Linked DNA regions of Homo sapiens: region 2 is linked to region 1. The links are chromatin loops, found by intact Hi-C in ENCODE. Cell type or tissue: endothelial cell of umbilical vein. All regions are shown on one strand. Links, peaks and the distances in the headings refer to the core of each region. The heading gives the core; the rest is flanking DNA.

Region 1 (10,906 bases), core at 3,750-8,749:
ATTATAAAGAAAATATTTTTGTACACTTGTATAACGTGTTTGTGTTTTAAGCTAAGTGTTATGAAAAAGTCAAGTTTTAAAAATTAAAAAAATTATAAAGTAAATACTTGTAGTAAGCTAAAGTTTATTTGTTATTGAAGAAAGAACATTTGAGTGTAGCCTAAGTACACAGCGTTTATAAAGTCTACAGTAGGCTGGGTGCAGTGACTCACGCCTGTAATCCCAACACTTTGGGAGGCCAAGGCGGGTGGATCACCTGAGGTCGGGAGTTTGAGATCAGCCTGACCAACATGGAGAAACCCCGTCTCTACTAAAATTACAAAAAATTAGCCGGGCGCACTGACACATGCCTGTAATCCCAGCTACTCAGGAGGCTGAGGCAGGAGAATCAGTTGAACCGGAGAGGCGGAGATGCGGTGAACCGAGATTGCGCCGTTGCACTCCAGCCTAGGCAACAAGAGTGAAACTCCGTTTCAAAAAAAAAAAAAAAGTCTACAGTGCTGCCCAGTAACGTCCTAGGCCTTAACATTCACGCACCATTCACTCACTGACTCACCAGAGCAACTTCTAGTCCTGCAAGTTCCATGCATGATAAGTGCCCTGTACAGGTGTATCCTTTTTTTTTATCTTTTACATCATATATGTTTAGATACATGAATACTTACCATTGTGTTACAACTGCCTATGATATTCAGTACAGGAACATGCTGTACAGGTTTGTAGTCCAGGAGGGATACACTGTACCATATAGCCCAGGTGTGTAGTAGGCTATGCCATCTAGGTTTGTGTAAGCACCCCCTATGATGTTTGCACGAGGATGAAACAGCCTAACAATGCATGTCTCAGAACACATCCTAGTTGTTCAGTGACGCATGAGACTGTATAACATTCTAGAAAATGCAAACAAATCTAGAGTGATAGAAGCAGATCTGTGTTTGCCCACCAATGGTGGTGGTGGGGCTGGAGCAAAGAGGACAAGTGGATTTTTGTTTTGTTTTGTTTTGTTTTGTTTTTGAGTTGGAGTCTCGTTCAGTCACCCAGGCTGGAATGCAATAGCACAATCTCGGCTCACTGCAACCTCTGCCTCCCAGGTTCAAGCGATTCTCTTGCCTCAGCCTCCCAAGTAGCTGGAATTACAGACGTGCACCACCATGCCTGGCTAATTTTTGTATTTTTAGTAGAGAAGGGGTTCCACCATGTTGGTCAGGCTGGTCTCAAACTCCCAACCTCAGGTGATCTGCCTGCCTCGGCTTCCCAAGGTGCTGGGATTACAGGCATGAGCCACCGTGCCCGGCCTATGAGTGGACTATTTAGTGTCATAAGGAAACCTTTGTGTGAGATGGATATTTTCATTATTTTTATTGTAATGATCATTTTATGGGTACTTATGTATATTAGAACTCATCAAATTGAAGCATTAGCTATGTGTAGTTTATTGAGTTCCAATTATTCCTCAAAAAAGCTCTAAAAAGATAAAGTTTGTTAATTACTGGTGTCAATAAATTTAAAACAATTTAGATGAAAAGTACACGTTCCTTGAAAAACAGAACATAACTAAAATTGACACAAAAAGACCCATAAAATCTTAATAATACTATATATAAAGAACATTCTATCTATAACTAAAAGTCTTCCAAAATCTCAAGCCCAAATGGCTTCACTGAAAAGTTCTTCCAAATATTTAGGAAGACAGAACAGCAGTCTCTCCCAAACTCTTCTAGAAAATGGAAAAAGAGGGACTGCTTTGAAATGTATTTGATGAAATTAGTATAACCTCAAAATTAATTAAAAGCTGGTAAGGATAAACCAAGAAAGGAAAATTTCAAGCTAATATCTCTCATGAATATATAGGCAAAAATTCTAAACAGTCAGCAAATAGAATTCAGTGACATAAAAGAGGATAATATTGCTTGACCTAGTTGGTTTCATTCCAGGGATACAAAGTTGGTTTACCATTAAAAAATAAATCAACAATTCTCTATCTTGATTGCAGTGCTGGTTATACAGGCATATCTGTTTATCAAAGTCATCAAACTGTATGTTTAAAACGTACTCACTTTGCTGTAATTAAATCCCACCTCAAAGTTTATTGCTTTGAAAAATTAATATATTTTACCACATTCATAGCAAAAAGGAGAAAACTATATATCATTTTGAGAAAATCTGAGAACCATTTAGTAAAGTTGGTAAGATTCACTCGTGATTAAAAACTCTAGAAATAGAAGGGGATTTTCAAAATTTGATAAAGAGTATCTACACCAAACCCACAGCAAACATCATACACAGATTGGGGAATTACTGAAAGCTTTTTCCTTGAGACTGGGAAGAAAAAAAAGATGTTCATTATCAGATGACGTTCATGTCATTATCAAAAGATGTTCATGTCTACTCAACATGATACTGGAGAGTCTACCTAGTGCAATAAGGGAAGAAAAATAAGTGAAAGACACAAGATTTGGAGAGAAAGAGATAAATCTAGTATTATTCTTAAAAATCACATAATTATATGTAGAAAACATACAAGAGAATGTACAGTCTATTAAAATAAGAAAATCTATCAATATATGAACACAAAGTCAATATACAAAACTATTGTACTTCTATATATCAGCACCAAACAATTAGAATATAAAAATGTTTAAATGATACTATTTACAATAGAGTCAGCAAACATTATACACTTAGGAATAAATACAACGGAAGATGAGCAAGACCTCCATACAATAAACTATTAAATTTTATTGAGAGAAATTTTATTTTTATTTTTAATTTTTTTTGAGACAGGGTCTCACTTTGCCATCTAGGCTGGAGTGCATCGGCACAATCACAGCTTACTGCAGCCTCAACCTCCCAGGCTCAAGTGATCCTCCTGCCTCAGCCTCTCAAGTAGTTGGGACTACAGGAGTGTGCCACCATGCCCAGCTAATTTTTTACATTTTTTTTGTGAACAGGTCCCACTATGTTGCCCAGGCTGGTCTCTAACTCCTGGCCTCAGGCCTCCCCAAAGTGCTGAAATTACTGGTGTGAGCCACTGAGCCTGGTCAAGAAATTTTAAAAGACAAATAAATGGAGATTTATACCATTTTCATGGATTACAAATCTCAGTATTCTAAAGAGGTCAATTTTCCCCAAATTGATCTACATATTCAATGTCTTCCCAGTCAAAATCTCAGCATTTTCTTCTCTTGTCTTTTTTGGTGGAATTTGACAATCTGATTATAAAGTAAATATGTGAAAATCCAAAGGACCAAGAATGACCAAAGTAATCTTGGAGAAGAACAAAATTGGGGGATGTCTTATTCCATCTCAAGATTTATAATGAAACAGTAATTAAGAAAGTGTGGTATTGGTTCAAGGATAGACAAGACTAATGGCACAGAATAGAGATACTAAAAATGATGTATATGTCATACATATAGTCGTATGACACTAACATTTAACACATAGCATGTAAAATACGTTATGACAAAGGTGACAGACACTGCAGAGCAGTGAGCAAAGCATGGCCTTTCCAGTAAACGGTGCTGGATCAATTGTGCATCCTTATGAAAAGAAGGACCGTGACCATGGTCCCTCCCTCACACCATACTTAAAAAAATACTTCTGGATGGACTCTAGATCTAAATGCAAGGTAAAACAATAGAGCTTCTAGAAGAAAATAGGAGAATATCCACATGGCACTGGAATAGGCAAAGATTCTTAAATAGCACTAACTATAGGCCAGGCCCAGTGGCTCATGCCTGTAATCCCAGCACTTTGGGAGGCCGAGGCGGGCGGATCACAAGGTCAGGAGTTCGAGACCAGCCTGACCAACATGGTGAAACCCCATCTCTACTAAAAATACAAAAAGTAGCGAGGTGTGGTGGCACGTGCCTGTAATCCCAGCTACTCAGGAGGCTGAGGGAGCAGAATCGTTTGAACCCGGGAGGCAGAGATGGCAGTGAACTGAGATCGCACCATTACACTCTAGCTTGGGTGACACAGTGAGACTCCATCTCAAAAAAAAAAACAAAAAAAAAAAAACAGCACTAACTATAAAAGAAAGGCTTGATAGATTATAATGCCTTAAAATTTAAAATTTTGTTCATCAAACGAGCATTATGAGGCCAGGCACAGTGGCTCACGCCTGTAATCCCAGCACTTTGGGAGGCTGATTCAGGCAGATCACCTGGATCAGGAGTTCGAGACCAGCCTGGCCAACATGGTGAAACCCCGTCTCTACTAAAAATACAAAAAATTAGCCAGGCGTGGTAGCACATGCCTGTAATCCCAGCTACTCAGGAGGCTGAGGCAAGAGAATCGTTTGAACCTGAGAGGCAGAGTTTGCAGTGAGCTGAGATCACACCACTGCACTCCAGCCTGGGCAACAGAGTGAGACTCTCTCAACAACAACAACAAAAGACCATTCTGAAAGTGAGAAAGCCAGCCACAGAGGGAAGGTATTTGGAATTCATATATCCAACAAGGACGTGGACCAGAACGTAGCAGAACATAGAAAAGAACAAAGAAAAGATGGGGAAAGGACTTGTGCAGGCACCTCACTAAAAAGATACCCAATGGCTAACAAATATATAAAGAAATGCTCAACCTCATTAGCAGGGGAATGTAAATTAAAAGGGAATAGGCAAATTAGTTCCACTCTCCATCCATTAGAAAAGTGAAAGACTGGCCAGAAGCGGTGGCTCACACCTATAATCCCAGCACTTTGGGAGACCAAGGCGGGTGGATCACTTAAGGTTGGGAGTTCAAGACCAGCCTGGCCAACATAGTGAAACCCCCGTCTTTACTAAAAATACAAAAATTAGCTGGGTGTGGTGGCGTATGCCTATAGTCCCAGCTACTCAGGAGGCTGAGGCAGGAGAATCACTTGAACCCGGGAGGTGGAGGTTGCAGTGAGCTGAGACTATGCCACCGCACTCCAGCCTGGGAGACAGAGCGAGACTGTCTCAAAAAAAAAAAAAAAAAAAAAAAGAAAAAGAAAAAGAAAAGTGAAAGACTGAAGATACCTAGTGTTGGCAAGGATATGGAAAAACCAGAATTCTCATGCACTGCTGGTTAGGGAATAAATTAGCACAGCCACTTTGCAAAACTGTTTGGCAGTATTTACTAAAGTTGAACTCATCCATACCCTATGACATAGTAATTCTATTCCTAGGTTTTTACCCAATAGAAGCACATAATTATGTGTACCACAAGACATGTACATGGTTGTATATAGCAATACTATTCCTAGTGGCTGAACATGTCCACCAACATCTGAATAAATTGTGGTATAATCATATAATGAAATATCCTATGAGAATGAACAAGCTATTGCTACATGCAGCCACGTGGATGGATTTTACAGATACATTATTGTGTGAAAGAAGCCAGACATTTAAAGGTGTATGCTACAGAATTCTATTTATACAAAGCTCAAGAAAAGGGAAGATGTATTGGTAGTAAAAGAGGTCAGGATACTGTTTACTTTTGGTGGAAGAAGTAGGTACTGAGATAAGGGGCTTTAGAGACTGGCCATGTCCCCTGTTCTGGTCTGGGTGCTGGTTACACAGGTGTGCTCACTTTGTGGAAATTCATTGAGCTCTTCATTTAAGGTTCATGCACCTTTCTGTATTTTATGCCTTGATTTTAAAATGTTCTTTTAAAAAGTTGAAAATTTGCCTGCTTCTGCCCTTTCTCCGATTACAAGTTTTTACAGCTTTCCTGAACTTCTCAGACTACCAAGTGGAATGAAATGATGACTTTTCCTTCATAGATGAAGGCAACAGCTTTGCTTACATTTTTTGTTTTTCCTACAAGGAGATGTTAAATTTAATTCGGGACAGCCTATTTGTTTTTCTCAACTAGCTATTGCCAGAAAAACAGGCTGTAGAGTGTAGAGTGGTGTGTGTATGTGTGTTTATGCTTTAGATGTGTGTAGTTGTGTATGCATTTATGTGCACACAGGTGTGTGTTTGTATGTGTTTGCAAGCCACACACGACCGTGCGTGTTTGTTTCCTTCTTACATTGATGTTCTTGGATAGCAACAAAAATAAACTTGAAGTTGTTTCTAAACATCTGGCTAGGCAAAGAAACTGCCCCTTCAACATTATGTCAGTGTCTGAGGCACAAAGCACATGTTCAAAAAATATTTGTTGAATGAAAGATTGAAAAAAAAATTAATGAACAAAAGAAAATGGGAGAGTAGAAATGGCTTGGACGTATGTCTTTATTTTTGGGTATAGTCGTTGCTGGAGAAGTCAGTTATTCAACTACGTTCCCTCCTAGCCTGTCTTCCGGACACTGCTGAGACAGATGAGGAAAGGGGCGTCTGACTCATTTTACTCAGTTAATGGCTCTCGACCCTCCTTTCCGGATTCTGGGCCAGCCAAGGCCATGCCCGCAGTTGCTGCTCAGCTTCTTTCCTGGTAGGGTCAAGGTCCGGGTGAGCTAATATTTGTTCAGCTTGTCCCACTACTGACATGTTAGGGAAGTGCAGTTCCAACTTGTCAGTTCCCATAATGTGACGGCCTCAACATGTCCCCCTCCCCGGGAAGTAGATTGCTCTGTCATTGAAGTTATTTTATCAATATTTGCAATTTTTAAAATTGGGCCAAATTGCTCCCTCTCTTCTCATTTCCGAGCCTGTTTACTGTCTCCCCTGGGGTCTGCTCCTCTGTCTCACTTTGAAATGCTCCTGGCACATCCCTGTCAGCGACCACTGGAGCTTCCTTGATTAGCTGCTCCCTTTGCCCCTTTGAACTTTGTAGCTCAACTCCCCTGGTGACGCAATGCTGGCCCAGGCTGTCCGTGACTCCCTGCAGTCTCCCTCCACCTCCACAGGGAGCAGAGGTACCTCGGGGCAGCTGGAGCCCTCCGGCCACCAGCCCTGCTAGGCCAGCAGCTACAAAGCCTCCGCACTGTTGCTGGTCAGCCCTGGGGATCCTCGGCAGGGGATGGCAAACATGGACCCAGGGCGCCACCAAGCCTGGCTCCTGCAGCCAGGATAGACACCGCTAATCTACTGCGACATTCTTCTTCTCAGAGCCTACAGAAAAGCTGAGAATCCTTCTTGGGCTGGTGCACTCAACGGGCACCACCCATCAATAGAAACGGAAATGTGTCTGCTATCTCAATGTTGTCAAGTTGCCACATGCATGACATTCTCTGAATTTTCCATCAGCATTTAAGACCCACTTCTGTGAGAAGAACTGAGCTACATAAAAATGGACCCAGCACGGTGGCTCACGCCTGCAATCCCAGTGCTTTGGGAGGCCGAGGTGGGAGGATCACTTGAGGGCAGGAGTTTGAGACCAGCCTGGCCAGCATGATGAAACCCCACCCCTACTAAAAATACAAAAATTAGCTGGGCGTGGTGGCACGTGCCTGTAGTCCCAGCTACTTGGGAGGCTGAGGCACTAGAATTGCTTGAACCCAGGAGGCAGAGGTTGCAGCAAGCCGAGATCGTGCCATTGCACTCCAGCCTGGGCAACAAGTGAGACACTGCCTCAAAAAAAAAAAAAAAATGTACTCAGCACAGTGGCTCATGCTTGTAATCCCAGTGCTTTGGGAGGCCAAGTGGGAGGATCACTTGAGACCAGGAGTTTGAGATCAGCCTGGGCAACAGAGTGGCCCTGTTTCTACAAATAATAATTTTAGGCTGGGCGCAGTGGCTCACGCCTGTAATGCCAGCACTTTGGGAGGCCGAGGCGGGTGGATCGCGAGGTCAAGAGATCGAGACCATTCTGGCCAACATGTTGAAACCCCATCTCTATTAAAAGTACAAAAATTAGCTGGGTGTGGTGGCGCTTGCCTGTAGTCCCAGCTACTCAGGAGGCTGAGGCAGGAGAATTGCTTGAACCTGGGAGGCGGAGGTTGAAGTGAGCTGAGATGGCGCTACTGCACTCCAGCCTGGCGACAGAGCGAGACTCTTTCTCAAAAAAAAAAACAAAAACAAAAACCAAAAAACAAACAAACAAAAAATAATAATAGTAATAATTTTAAAAATTAGCCAGATGTGGCTACATGCTCTTGTAGTCCCACCTACTCAGGAGGCTGAGGCGAGAGGATCACTTGAACCTAGGAGTTTGAGGCTGCAGTGAGCTATGATCACGCCACTGTACTCCAACCTGGATGACAGAGCAAGACCCTGTCTCAAAAAAAGAGAAAAAAAAGTCTGACAGAGACTCACAGTCCAGCAAGGTGCCAGGCAAGTTGGGGCAAGAGAAAGGATCATAAGCCCTTTGTTGAAGCTGCTTATGATGTCCCTGGGAGGGGCAGGACATATACATGAACTGAGGGGTTCAGCAGGGGCTGGGCAGAGCAGCTCTGGTGGGTGGCCCCCATCACGGATGGACAGAGAGGAGGCAGAGCAGGCAGGGACTGGGGGAAGCAGGAGCACCCAGAGCAGACCCCCAGGTGAAGGAGCCCGGGGCTCAGGAGATGCATTTGGGAGATGGAGGCCAATGACAAAGACACAACTGCGAGGTGCTACCACCCTGGAGCAGCTGAGCTGGGCAGGAGAAGAACCATCCACAGTGCTAAAAGTGGGCCACAAGGTCCTCCATGATGACAGAGTGGGCCTGGACAGTGTGCAGGGGAGAGCATCCAAGCCCTACACTTTCCCATCTTTTCTCCCAGTCTGACCCAAAGCTCGCTGGAGAAAGGAGAGGGCCAAGCAGGGAAGGAGGGAGGTTGGGGAAGGGACACAGCAGGCTCTGGCTGTCTGGAGCCACCCCCACTCTACATTGAGAGGACTCTGGCCCCTGTTGAAAGATTTGTCATCACTGCTTAGGTCGGGGCAATGACATGACTTGGAAAGAAGCAAATGGTTTCCAACGAAGAAAATTATACAGGATCAGGGGGCTTGGGGAAATGCATGGCGATGTGAGGTCTGGGACAAATCAACGTAGATTCGAAAAGAAAATGGAAAAGCTGTGGTGGTGAGAAACACCCCTGTGCCTGCCACTCCAGGGAAGAGCTGTGGCGTCTCTGGCTCAGGAGTGCAAGCAAAGGCCTTGGAAACAGCAACTTTGGCAGGGGGCCCACACCTTAACTCCCTTCTCCTCACTTGCTTCTTCCATATTAAAAACACAGCTCTAATGAATCACCACATTCTAGCTCTTTTTCCTATCTCCCAGTGCTAAGACGTTTCCAGTAGGAGAGCTGACCTGGAGCCAAACAGCAATTCCTCCTGGTGTGCATGACTCATTGGAAAAAGTGTCTCATAGGCTATTAAAAGAGTGGGGGAGGGCGGGTAAAACATTTGGGTTCAAAGCAAATTATATGGAAACTAAACACAGTACATATAATTCCGACACTGAATGCTGCTTTCCTCAAATAACAAGACAGAGAAAGAAGTGGGCTCTTTACTTAACGCAGCGCACAGATGTTCTGTTCCAGAAATGAATTACGTGCTTCAAAACAATGCAAATGAAACTTGGCTTAAACAGGTCACTACGTGAAGACGTGTTTATCTGCTAAACTCACACATGCAAAAGAAATGAAGCATCTTTACTTCCACTTCCTTAAACTCGCCTCGTCATGCTTGGAAGCCCTCATTCCTGAGGCTGTGGGGACCAGAAACACAAACCTAACAAGGTAATACCACCAGTTACTTCCACAGAAAAAGTGAGTTTTATTCAACCTAAGAAAGCTGATTTTTTTTTTTAATGAAGTTTTAAAGGCCAGGGTAGTGTGGTCATTTTCCTGAAGAGAGGAGTACCTTTTGCCTCATGCCTGTTACTGGACACAGCAAGTTCCCAGAAGCACCTGATTATCTCATAGTACAACACCTACATGTTGTTTACTTTTCCAGGTAATTTGGTGGTTTGAAAGCATCCTATAATCTTAGGCCCTATTAAAAAAACAGTGCCCTCTGAATGATGCTATGAAAAATTATATCACTGATGGTTTTCCCCCGTGATATTATGAGCAGTGTTTGTACATTTCAGTATTTGTGTATTTCATCAATCAACACTAAGTTATATTACCTCTTAAAAAATGTCATCACGGTTTCATAAGTCGGAATTGCCTGAATCTTGTAGTTCAGTTGCAAGAAGACCCACAAAAGCATTGTTTTCAGAAGATGGAATTCACTAAAGGTAAATAACCTGGCCAAAATAAAAAGATTGAGAAGAAATTTCAGAAATAGCACAAAATCACGCTGCTTGTAAGAAGCTGGTTAGAATGAGTTTGGGAATGAGGTGACACCACATTTGAGTCTGAAGGTAGCCTCAGACATCAAGCAGGTAAACAGCTTACTCAAGGCCACTCAACTGGGAAATGGCAGAGCTAGGATTTGAATCTCAGCAGCCTGACACTAGGGCCTGTGTTTTCACCCACCCTCTGTGCCCCGCAAAACAATGATCGTCATTTAATGAGCTCTTACTATGTGCCAGGTGTTCCCAAGATGTTTTCTGTAGATTTTTTCATTTAATTCCACACAACCATCCTGCAAAGTTAGGATATAGTCCTTACTTTTATAGATGTAGAAATTGAGATTAACCCTACATTTATTTAAAATTTTAGTGTTTTGTTCATCATGGCATTTTTTGGCATCAATTTTAATTCTAATATATTACACTAAAATAGACTGCATCTCGATGACTAAGTTTTTTCATGCTCCCTTAAATTTCGCACCAAGGTGCCTCACTCACTTCACCTTAGCTCTGGCCATGATTGAGGGCTGAAACCTGAATAACTTATCCAAGGTCACACAATTCTGGGCTCAGACCTGGGTATAGGGCAGGTTAGAATCTCAGTTCCTCACCAGACTGGCTGTGGAACCTCCTGTGAGTTGCTTAACTGCCCCGCAGCTGCAATGTCCTCATCTGTGAAAGTGTGATCACAGCAGCTGCTCAGAGGAGAGTGGTACAGAGTGGATGAGGTGAGTGGATGAGTTTCCTATCGCTCCAATAACAAATT
Region 2 (9,930 bases), core at 4,912-9,911, 180 kb before region 1:
AGAGTCCTGGCCATGGGCTCCAGGTCTCCCCACCATATCTATGTAAATTGCAAAGTCCTAGCCATAGGCAGGATGCTGACCAGGTAGTGGGAGTAATGCTAACACCTTGGAAGAGGCGGCCCACAGCATGATTAAAGATGGCTCTTAGTGTTCATGCATATTACAACCAACAGACAACAACAAGCAGCATCGTTTCACAAAACATTGCCTCCGTGAAAGAGAACTCTCTCAACAACCATTCAGTGAGTGTCTCCTATGAGCTTGGTGCAGGGAACATATGATTAAGAAAATCTGCCCTTGCCCTCTCGGCTTTTGTCTCATGGGCAGAGACACAAACAAGCCACCAGGACACAGAGCAGTAAGAAAACACAAAGTCCACCTCCCTCACCATGGGCAGCTCAGCCCAGAGTCTTCCATAAGGGCCAAACACAGACCAGCACTAAAAATAGTTTGTGTGTATCAATTAGGGTGTTTTCAACTGCAAGTGACAAAAAAAAAAAAAAAAAAAAAAAAAAAAAAAAACTCCAAATGGAGTATGTAGAGTAGATATCTGTCCAAGGGCTGGGTGGTACCAGGCTGATAACTCAAAGGCTCACAGACAGCATCAAGAACAAGGCTCCTTCCTTCCCTCCATCCAATCAACCTCAGCCTGTTCTCACAGCCACAAGACGGCCACCACCATTCCAGACATCACATCAAGACGTGACTGTGTCCATGACCATGCTGTGGAAGCATCTCTCCAGAAAAGCAAAGTCCCAAAAGCGCCCTGGCACCCTCCTCCTCGTAGGTCATCGGCAGTATCCAATCAAGCAGCGACCTCAGCACTCGTTGGAGGAGGGAACGTGGCTCCCCTGACTGCATTGGACCCTGCGAATTTGCCTGAGTCAGGAATGCGGTGGGGTCAGGGTTGGAACTAAAACAAACCCAGGGCTCTGCCAGCAGGGAAGGAAGTTGGAGGGTGGGCAACCATGAGTGTCATCCAAAGCCTGGGGAATATGGTTCATTTTAAGAGAGGATCCCAATACAAGCACCTAACAATGTTTAGAAAAGACTCTACAAGTCCATACTCCCTCATGCACATTTTTGTTTGTTTGTTTGCTTGTTTGTTTGTTTGTTTGGCAGGGTGGAGCAGGAGATGTCTGCTAATCTGCTTAAAAGGAAAGCAATGGTCACAGCAGTTCCATGGTGGTGACAGGCAGGTTCAGGTGATGGGAGCAGAATCTGGGCAAGGCAGGGAAATCACTCCCACGGCGCGTGTCCGGCATCTTCCCAGAGCTTCTCCCGCTCTGCCAGGTATGCAGCCTTCACGACCCACCACCCTGTGGATGGGCAGGATGGCTTCATAGCCGTTCTGCTGATGAGGGGACTGCAGGTCCCACAGCAGGTGGGGGTGGTACCGGGACTGGGACCCTCCCTGACCCCAACCTCCACTCCAGGTGTTCTTCTCACCAGCCTGCTCCCCACCTCCCAGATGCTCAGGGCACACAGAGGTCAGCGGGGAAACAGCTGCCCTTGTGCCCCGGATCACTCCACAGGGACAGGGGACCAGAGAGGGTATAACACAGAGCAGGGCAAAGGGGAAGTTTAGGAAGAACCCAAGCAGGGGCCCACCACGGGAAGGGAGGGGAGGTCTGTGCACGCAGCCTCGGTTTTGGGGGCACTATGTGTGGTGTGAGTTCCATAACTGAACCACAGATGAACCATAACTGCTGGAACTCCCCCAGGGCAGAAAAGTTGGGCCTGTGCTGAATGAGGCCCCCAGGTTGACAGCGCGCCTCAGGCTCATTCTCCAAGATCAACCAAGGTGGGGCAGAAGTGAAAACTTAGGCAAAACACCTATGTGTATATGCATACATGCACACACACGCACACACATTACCCCCTCAGGCTCCACGTATGCTGAGAGAACACTGTCCCAGACAGTAGGACATCTGGGCTGGGTCTTGGTCCTATATGAACTCAGTCTACAACCTTGAACCACTTGATTAGCTTCTCTGGATTGCGGTTTTAGCACCTCTAAAATTAGGGAGTTGAGCCCAGTGATCTCCAATGGTCATCTCAGCTCTGACAATTAGCTATTCTTTACGGAAAACCTGGTTGCTTTCCAAAAAATCCATTAGCAGACAATAGTTAAATGTAAGTAAGATCCAAACAGGCAACAGGGTCCCCAATAAATCCCCTTTTTCATACAACTCCCCAATGGGGTCAGATGATCCCCGCAAACTTATACTGCTGCAAGAGGAGGGGGCGTTCCTAGAATTCTCCAGATGCTGGCTTGGCCAGTAATCTTTCATAGAGGACTGTGAAAAGCAATGACCCATCGGTATTTCAGCTTCCTTCCATTCAGGGTTCTGCCTAGTAGCACTTGAGTGCTCATTCAATCTCATTCCCTGAAGCTTGGAGAAAAGAAAAATAAAAAAAAACCAATAACATCAAAACCAAAGAAAAAGTTGGCAACTCTTTTTCAACCTAATAAGCCAAGTCAATTACTTCTTTCTCTCCTTTGAAAATTACTAAGTGCTCTTGAGTTACAAAAATATTGTTGTTGCTGAATCTGCAGAATCCACTGCATCATTTCTGGAGGCTGGGACTTCTAGGCTGGTCCTGTGTTGGTTCAAGTTTGCTTCAAAGGCTAACATTGCAGCAACTGGCTGGGACTCAACTGAGTGATTCAATGTGCCTTCTGGAAACAGTTATGCTAACCTTTCATTTTCTTTAAAAAATATGCAATGGACAAAATAGCACATCCTCCATACCCAGCAAGAAACAGTGCTATAGAACTTGCATGTCTCCTAAGGAAAATCAAACCAGGCCGCAGAAGGGTTGTTTACGGGGGATGTCAGCATCCAAAGACTTGCTTGAGGGAGTGCGCCAAGCTGGGTAAGGAGGGAAGTGAGCACATGGGCAGGGGAGGAACTGTGAAAAAGGGCGGGTCAGCGGACTGTGGACTCAGATGAACCAAAGATTTGCTGACTTGAGCTACTAGGGGGCAGGACCAGCTACAAAATTAGCAGAGCCCAGTGCAAAATAAAAATGCAGGCTCCTTGTTCATAAAGCATACAGAAAGCACTGTTAAAGGTACTAAAATAGAAAGCTTTTTCCTTTCTTCCACATGCTGTCTCTCTCGACCTATCACAATGTTTTTGATTTGCTAGTTATTACTGTGGTTATTTATGGGACAGTGAGCGCAGACACTGGAGGCCTCACGACTTGGCATTGTGCCCACCAGCCCCTGGACCTCTGATTGTGCCCTGGCTAGGGGTGGGGAAGTCGAGCCAAGCATCTTCCCTAGGGTCCCACTCCTCCAACACATGGATAATGGATGACCCCAAGGACACTGCCGCTTCTGTGTCGGGTGCATTAGGTACCTGGATCAGGGTGGGAGTGGCTTGACCCTGCCCAGTAGCCCACAGAACAACCACGGTATCATCAGCCTGATCCCTGCACCACCAAGATGTTAAGCGGTGCCCAAGCTGGAACCTAGAACTGCCCTGTGCCTACATCCTTTCCAGGGATAGAGGGTAGCAATGACCCCTGCATAGAGACAGGGAAGGGAAGGTCAGATGGGGCTGGAGTTCTCAGGGGACCAGGGACTGGGGAGGCAGCAGGAGGAATCCAGCCTGAGCTAAAGCCCCAAGTTCCCTGAGCATGCTCCATTAGCTCATAGGGCTTTATTCACAAAAATACAAATTCAAAGATAAAATTAAAACAGCGAGCTCAGGGCACAGGGCCTGTGAGTACACGGGTCACATGCTCATGCAGCTGGCTGTTCCAGCTTCTCCAGACAGGGAGGTGGTGGACCAGGAATTCTCCAGATGCTGGCTTGGCCAGTAATCTTTCACAGAGGACTGTGAAAAGCAATGGCCCATTGATATTTCAGCTTCCATTCAGGGTTCTGAACAGCTTCAGAACCCTTCCGTTCAGGGTTCCATTCAGCTTCCGTTCAGGGTTCAGAACGGACAAGGCTGGGAGGTGGTGGACCAAGAGTGAGAAGCTTGGGATTTAGATTAGAGAAGGTGAAGGTTATCAGTGATCACAAAGTCAAGGGTGGTCGCAGTGAGCAGAAGAGCCAGGGCAGGAAGGATCTGCCAGATGGGCACTGAGATCACCGACATATACAGACTGAGAAGAACGGTGTGACCAAGTTGCCATCATGTTTCTCCAACTGACATGTGATTACTACTGTCTAGGGAGGGGAGTAGAGAAGGTAGAATGGACAGGAGGGCAGCAGGGTAGAAGGGGTTCAGGTGGGAGAGATCAGATAAATGGGGAGATGAAGGGAGAAAAAAGGAAAAAGAGAAGGAGAAGGAGAACAGAGGACAGTGTGCAAAAACAGAGAAAGAGAGAGCACACAAATGAAAAAAATGAAAAGACTTTCCTCCTCGGTGTTTATGAACACCATCAAAATATTTAGTCTCCTTTACACTATATCAGATGTTTGCCATTTCCAATATTCCCTTACTCTTCAGTGTTTAAACCACAAAATGTCAACAGTGCCACATGGGGGCCCGACAGCTAATGACTGTATATATTCGGGGCATCCAGAGGAGGAATAATATTGTCTTGGTCAAGTCTAACTTGCGTCTCCTCCATACATCAGCGCCTTTGATGCATCCCCTTTCATCCACCAACTTCAGAGTGGCTGATGCTGCTACAACAGCATGTGGCCATGGCAGATGCTCCAGAAATATTTACAAAATCAATGAATAAGTAAATAAATGAAAGAATGAACCAGCCAGGTCTTAAAACATCCATTGGGATATTAAAATTAGGTAATAACTGGGGTTAGCCAAGGCCTGGCATTTGGGTCTGGGTAACTGACTGGGTAACGGATGCAGCCTGCTTTTCAGCTGTCTATAGGCTATAAAGCTCAGGGCTCAGGGAGGCAAAGGGAACAGCTTGTATCTCCCGGCTGTCATGGTGGACAGGGGCTCAGTCCTACTCTATTTGGTGGGCCCAGCGAACAGCACACAGCAGCCTTTCAGCATCTGCTGAACTGCCCTGAAGGCACTCTGGCTCCTCATTACCCATAACCACATAGAGCTTCTTTGAGCCCCAAATGCAGGGAAGTTGCCCAGGATGTAGCATTCTTTTCAGATTTATTTTAAAATGTTTAAAACATGTATAACCTCTTCTATATAAGAATAATTTGATATGGTCAATGAACAAAGGGCCTTTTATAATAAGTTAATTAAATATATATTTATGACATAAAATGGGAACACAGGGAAGGCCAGTGGTTTCTGTGAGCTGCCTGGTAGATAAAGCAAAGAAGGAAATACCATGAGTCACATGTTCCCATTATCAGATTCTGGTGCTTTGTTTAACCAAAGGAACTGTTAATTCGCATGTTTATTAGGATAATTAGTCCTCAATTCACCAGAAGGTCTTATTTCTCTCTTGCCACAGAAAGAGATCTGGATGGCTTTAGGAAACCAGCTACGGAACTGCATCAATGCTGCTATGATTGAGAGGTGATCGTATCATTGTGAATCTTTGTGCTTTCAGACTCTTGGGAGACTGACTACTTAAGACACTGGAGCTTTCCAGAGTATGAGTAGGAACCCCAAAGAACCAGAACCAACAAGAAATGAGACAACACACAGAGAAACTAGCTAACCAGAAACTTGTTCTGGAGGGTTCTAATAAACTCACGAGGAAATGACAGTTTGCAATTAGTCCAAGATCCAGGATCTGCAGGCTGAGCAGAAGTGGGAAATTAAGCAACTCCACCTGCAACTCTTGTCACCCAACTTGTTTCCTTGGCTGGCTCTCACTGTCCTTTCCATCTCAGCTTAGATGTCACCCCCTCAGATAAGATTCCCTGCCTACACTATCTGCTGTCTTTGCAGCCTGATACCTTCTACCCCTTCACTTGTTTGCTTCGTGCACTGTACTTATCGCCATATTTACTTTACATCACCCATTTCCCACACTAGATCTTAAGCCCCATGGCTTTGCCCACTATTGCTGCATCCTCAGCACCTAAGAAGTATTTGGCCAAGACAGATGTTCAACACACATTTATAAAATCAGGGAATTAACAAGGAATCACTAAAAGAATGAACAAACTAGACCTCGAAAGATCCATTAGGATCTCAAAATTGGATAATTGCCAAATAGCTTGGAATTCTGACAAAGTCCTTTCTACCAATGTCACAGAGAAATAGACAAAAATAAGGCCTCCCTCTGCTATTGTGACAAGATCAAAGCTTCATCTCTGCAAAAAAAAAAAAAAAAAAAAAAAAAAAAAAAGAACCCACAATCTCTGGCAAACGAAAGGGCAAACAAAATCAGCTTCTCTTCCTGCTCGCCGCGGCCACCTAGTGCTTCACCTCGCTTGGTTCTTATAAGCATTCCTGCCTCCAGCCACTTTCAGCTCCTCGAGGACAAGGTGTTAATTGCCTGCCACTGGGGCTGGGAATTTTTTTCCTGTAAAGGGCCAGGAAGCAAATATTTTTGGCTTCACGGGCCACGTGGTCTTCATCACAACTATTTAACTCTGCTGGTGTAGACTGAATGCAGCCATACACTCTACCTAAATAAGTGAGCATGACCATGTCCCAATAAAACTTTATTTACAACAACAGAGGGCCAGCTTTGGACTACTGGCTGTAGTTGGCCAACCCTGGACTCTGATACTCTGTCACACACTTGATAAACTGTCAAATGGAAGCAATTTGTATTCCCCCCTCAATGAAGAGGACAGGAGACATTCCTAAACAAATCCAGTCCCAACAACTTGGGAACTGCTTTGTCAGACCCATAAATAATAGTCTTAATCCAATTCCCTGAAAAGAGAGTGCCAGAGTGAAAAAAGGCATTACCATATTAAGAGAAAAATATAGCCAAAGAATTTCCTTGACAATCAACTAAGTTCTTGAATCCGGGCCAGAGAACACACAGGGGATCCAGTTCTGAGAGTTTGGGGAACTGAAACGTTTCCCAAGCCAGAAGGAGCTGCAATCAAGAGCTTAGGAGCCACGTCCCCACCCGCCTCTGGACAAAGCCTGGCACAAAATAAAAGCCAGCTTCTACTTCACTGTCTGGCTTCACATTCCCTCATGAAATATTGATTCCCGTCCCCCTAAAAATGGTAAAAATCAATACAGTAATAGAAGCCTCATAACGTCAACACCGTCTGTGGCATCATTAGCAAATGCAATGGTAGCCCTCAGAGTTCTCGGAGAAAAAGAAGAGACCACAAAATGCCCAGTACAGAAGGCGTTGGGGGAAAGAATCCAAAATGGAAAAACACAGAAACAAGAGGGGAGCTGGGGCAGTGCGATGTGCATTCCAGGCTCCCAGGCGCTTCCTTCATGAGGATGAGTGACAGATGACTCCAGAAGAGGGCAGCGGGTGAGCCCAGGCCCTGTGTTCTCTGATTCGCTTTTGGACGAGCTCAGGCCACTGAGTCAGCGCATCTGACCATCCGGTTGCCTGAGGAGAACCGGCGTGAGTCATGGCAAGCACCACCCCAGTCCACTCCCCGCCACTGCCATGTCCCGGGGGGCTGCCTGAACCCCCTCACTCAGCTGACTCAGGGAAGATTCACCATGCGCAGGGCCAAGTTCTGGTGGCCTGGAGAAGAGTGGCCTGCTCAGCAGCTCCCGGGACATGTAAAAGGCCCCAGGCCCCTCACCCGCAGTGACCCCCGTCTGAACTTGATGAGGATCAGGGGTGTCGGCCTTCCTTCTCACTGCACCAGCCAGCTCAGCAGTAAGAGGACCCTCTGCAAACACAGCGGCCCCAGCGCCCAGAGGGCTCCCTCTGTGGCCACTTCAAACAGGTCTGTGGGTGCCATCTGGCCCAAAGGTGGCCGTGGGGTTGGGGGGGTGGCGCAGGCCTACAGGGGAGGGAGGAAAACCACCTCACAAGCCTCAACAAGGCCGTTTCCAAATATTTACCTGGTTGTTGGCGTCAGGGAAAAGCACCCACGGGAAAGCTCACTGTTTCACCAGCGCTTTCCGTTACCAAAGACCATAGACCTGCTGTAGCCCTGACAGGACCACGTGTCCATCAAACTCCAAGCAGGCAAAGCCGGGAGGCAGGGGCATCTGCAGCCAGCCTTCTGCAGGGTCATTTCCTCATTGAATATAGGAGGGAAGCTCGATGCAGGAGCCCCGGGTGCCTTCCCCTCAATTCCATCCATGTGGCGGGTGCCCTTGCTTCCTCCGGGGCAGACAGCTGTGAACGTCCTACTCTGAACAAGGTTGCCAAGCACCTCCTACCTGAGGACCGACAGCCGGATGTGCCCCCAACCCCGCAGTCCAGCTGCAGAGATGAACTTCATTTGACAAATGAGTGAGGCGACTCTAAATTGTGATAAATAGACGAGGAGGGAAAAACCAAGAGTGGAATGCAGTTGTCCCTGGGGTGATGTGTCCCCAAAGTGAGGCAGTGGAGTTGAGGGGACTGGGGCATGGGGCGCTACCTCACACAGCGGGGTGGGGAGAGATGTCTAAGGCAGAATTTAATCAGAGGCCTGAAGGACAGGAAGGTTGGCTGCATGAGGAGCTGGAGAGGGGCGCTCCTGGGAGGGGAACAGCCAAGGCCCCAGGGGACAGCCCTGGCCTGTGGGAAGCAACCAAGGAAGGGGTGTCTGAGCAGAGCAGGTGGGGGTGGAGAAAGGAGGGGAGGAGGGGAAGGGGAGGAGGGGCAGAGAGAGTGAGGGGTGCCCAATCAGGTGGGGCCCTCAAGGTCCTGGTAAGGAGTTCAGATCTCTCTCAGAACAGCAGGAAATCTGCAAAGGCTGTATATAAGATGGGAAGGACATGATTCCAAAGATGCTTTTCTCCAAGTTTCTTAATCAGCACAGCTGGACAAATAGCTGTAGCTAAAGTAACTTTCCCTCCTACCTTCTTCAATACATCCCATTACCTCTGCCTTGTACTCCAGCCTGAAGAAACCAAACTGCTCTCTTTTTACTTTTCTCTCTCCCTGTCCCCACCCCTGCCCCAAACTGCTCAGGAAAAAAAAACCCCGCAGGGACAAAATGCCACCATTGGATGAAAGCTTGACATATGCTGCGCACAGCCAGTGGCTCATGTTAAACGCATTTGGAAAGAGTTTGTAACTGAAGCTGAACTAGTCTGCCCTCAAAGCTGCTTTCTATTAACATGTTTACACGCACACTGTCCCGACTTTCTGCAGCTGGGATTCCCTCCCCAGGCAGGCTGGCCCCAGTCGTGGGTCCCAAGGAGAGGGGAATTTCAGATTTGGGCAGAAGCACAGAAAGGGATGCCTGGCCGGGGCTGCAGGTGGACACCTTCTCACCTCCTGCTTGGAGGGAGACAGCAGGGCAGGCAAGAGGGGGCTGGTCCGTGATTGTCTCCCAAAAGCTCTTCCGGGTCCCAAGACTCAGCAGGCAAAGTGAGCGCACATGTGTCTGCTCAGCAGTGAGAAGCAGAAAAGGAGTCATTTGGTCACAAGCCCAGAAACATCTCTGGCAACTTCAAGCCACTGGAGATGTGAGGGGAGCTCCAAGAATGGGAGGAAAAGCAGATATTAAACTGGACTCACAAAGTGCAAGAACTCAGGCAGTGCTGGGGGCTCAACAGCAGGGGCTACAGCAGCTTCACCATGTTAGTCTCTGTGGGTGGCATCCAGCTTCACTTTGCGATTCCAAGGGGAGCCTCTGCTTGCCCTAACTGGGTCCTGTGTCCACTCCTTGGCCACAGAGGGTAGGACACCATGACTGATGGTCCCACCTACGCTGTCCGATGATGGACATGTGAAATGCCGGCTGTTGCTGCCAGAAAAGGGGGTAGGTGAGTGGCAAGTGGACAATGACCACAGATGTCCGTGGCAATTCTTATTTCACTGAAAGTCTCAAGAATATCACGTTTACAGCCACGCGCAATGGCTCACACCTGTAATCCCAGCACTTTGGGAGGCTGAGGCAGGTGGATCACCTGAGGTCAGGAGTTT

What was found. Peaks named below come from ENCODE experiments on the same cell type or tissue, not always from the same donor. Only the 100,000 strongest peaks of a DNase experiment are listed, where the experiment ranks them.
Region 2: it touches region 1 in a loop (5-fold over the local background); 6 of 110 quality-filtered maps call a loop at or near these places.

What each region holds. Positions count from the first base shown.
Region 1 is chr10:122,306,375-122,317,280 of GRCh38, reverse strand. It overlaps BTBD16 (BTB domain containing 16), which reads right to left. Exons shown (of 16, transcript NM_144587.5): 10 at 9,973-10,092. Among named protein-coding and RNA genes, the nearest start is that of BTBD16, 41 kb to the right of the region's middle. RefSeq lists an enhancer at 9,273-9,342. In endothelial cell of umbilical vein, for the core only: no CTCF peak of the experiment used is centred there; DNase peaks (open chromatin) are centred at 6,390 and 6,750; H3K27ac peaks cover 3,744 bases.
Region 2 is chr10:122,492,554-122,502,483 of GRCh38, reverse strand. All of the region lies in intron 3 of HTRA1 (HtrA serine peptidase 1), which reads right to left. Among named protein-coding and RNA genes, the nearest start is that of HTRA1, 36 kb to the right of the region's middle. RefSeq lists an enhancer at 6,828-8,027. In endothelial cell of umbilical vein, for the core only: no CTCF peak of the experiment used is centred there; DNase peaks (open chromatin) are centred at 6,843, 7,393 and 8,113; H3K27ac peaks cover 1,904 bases.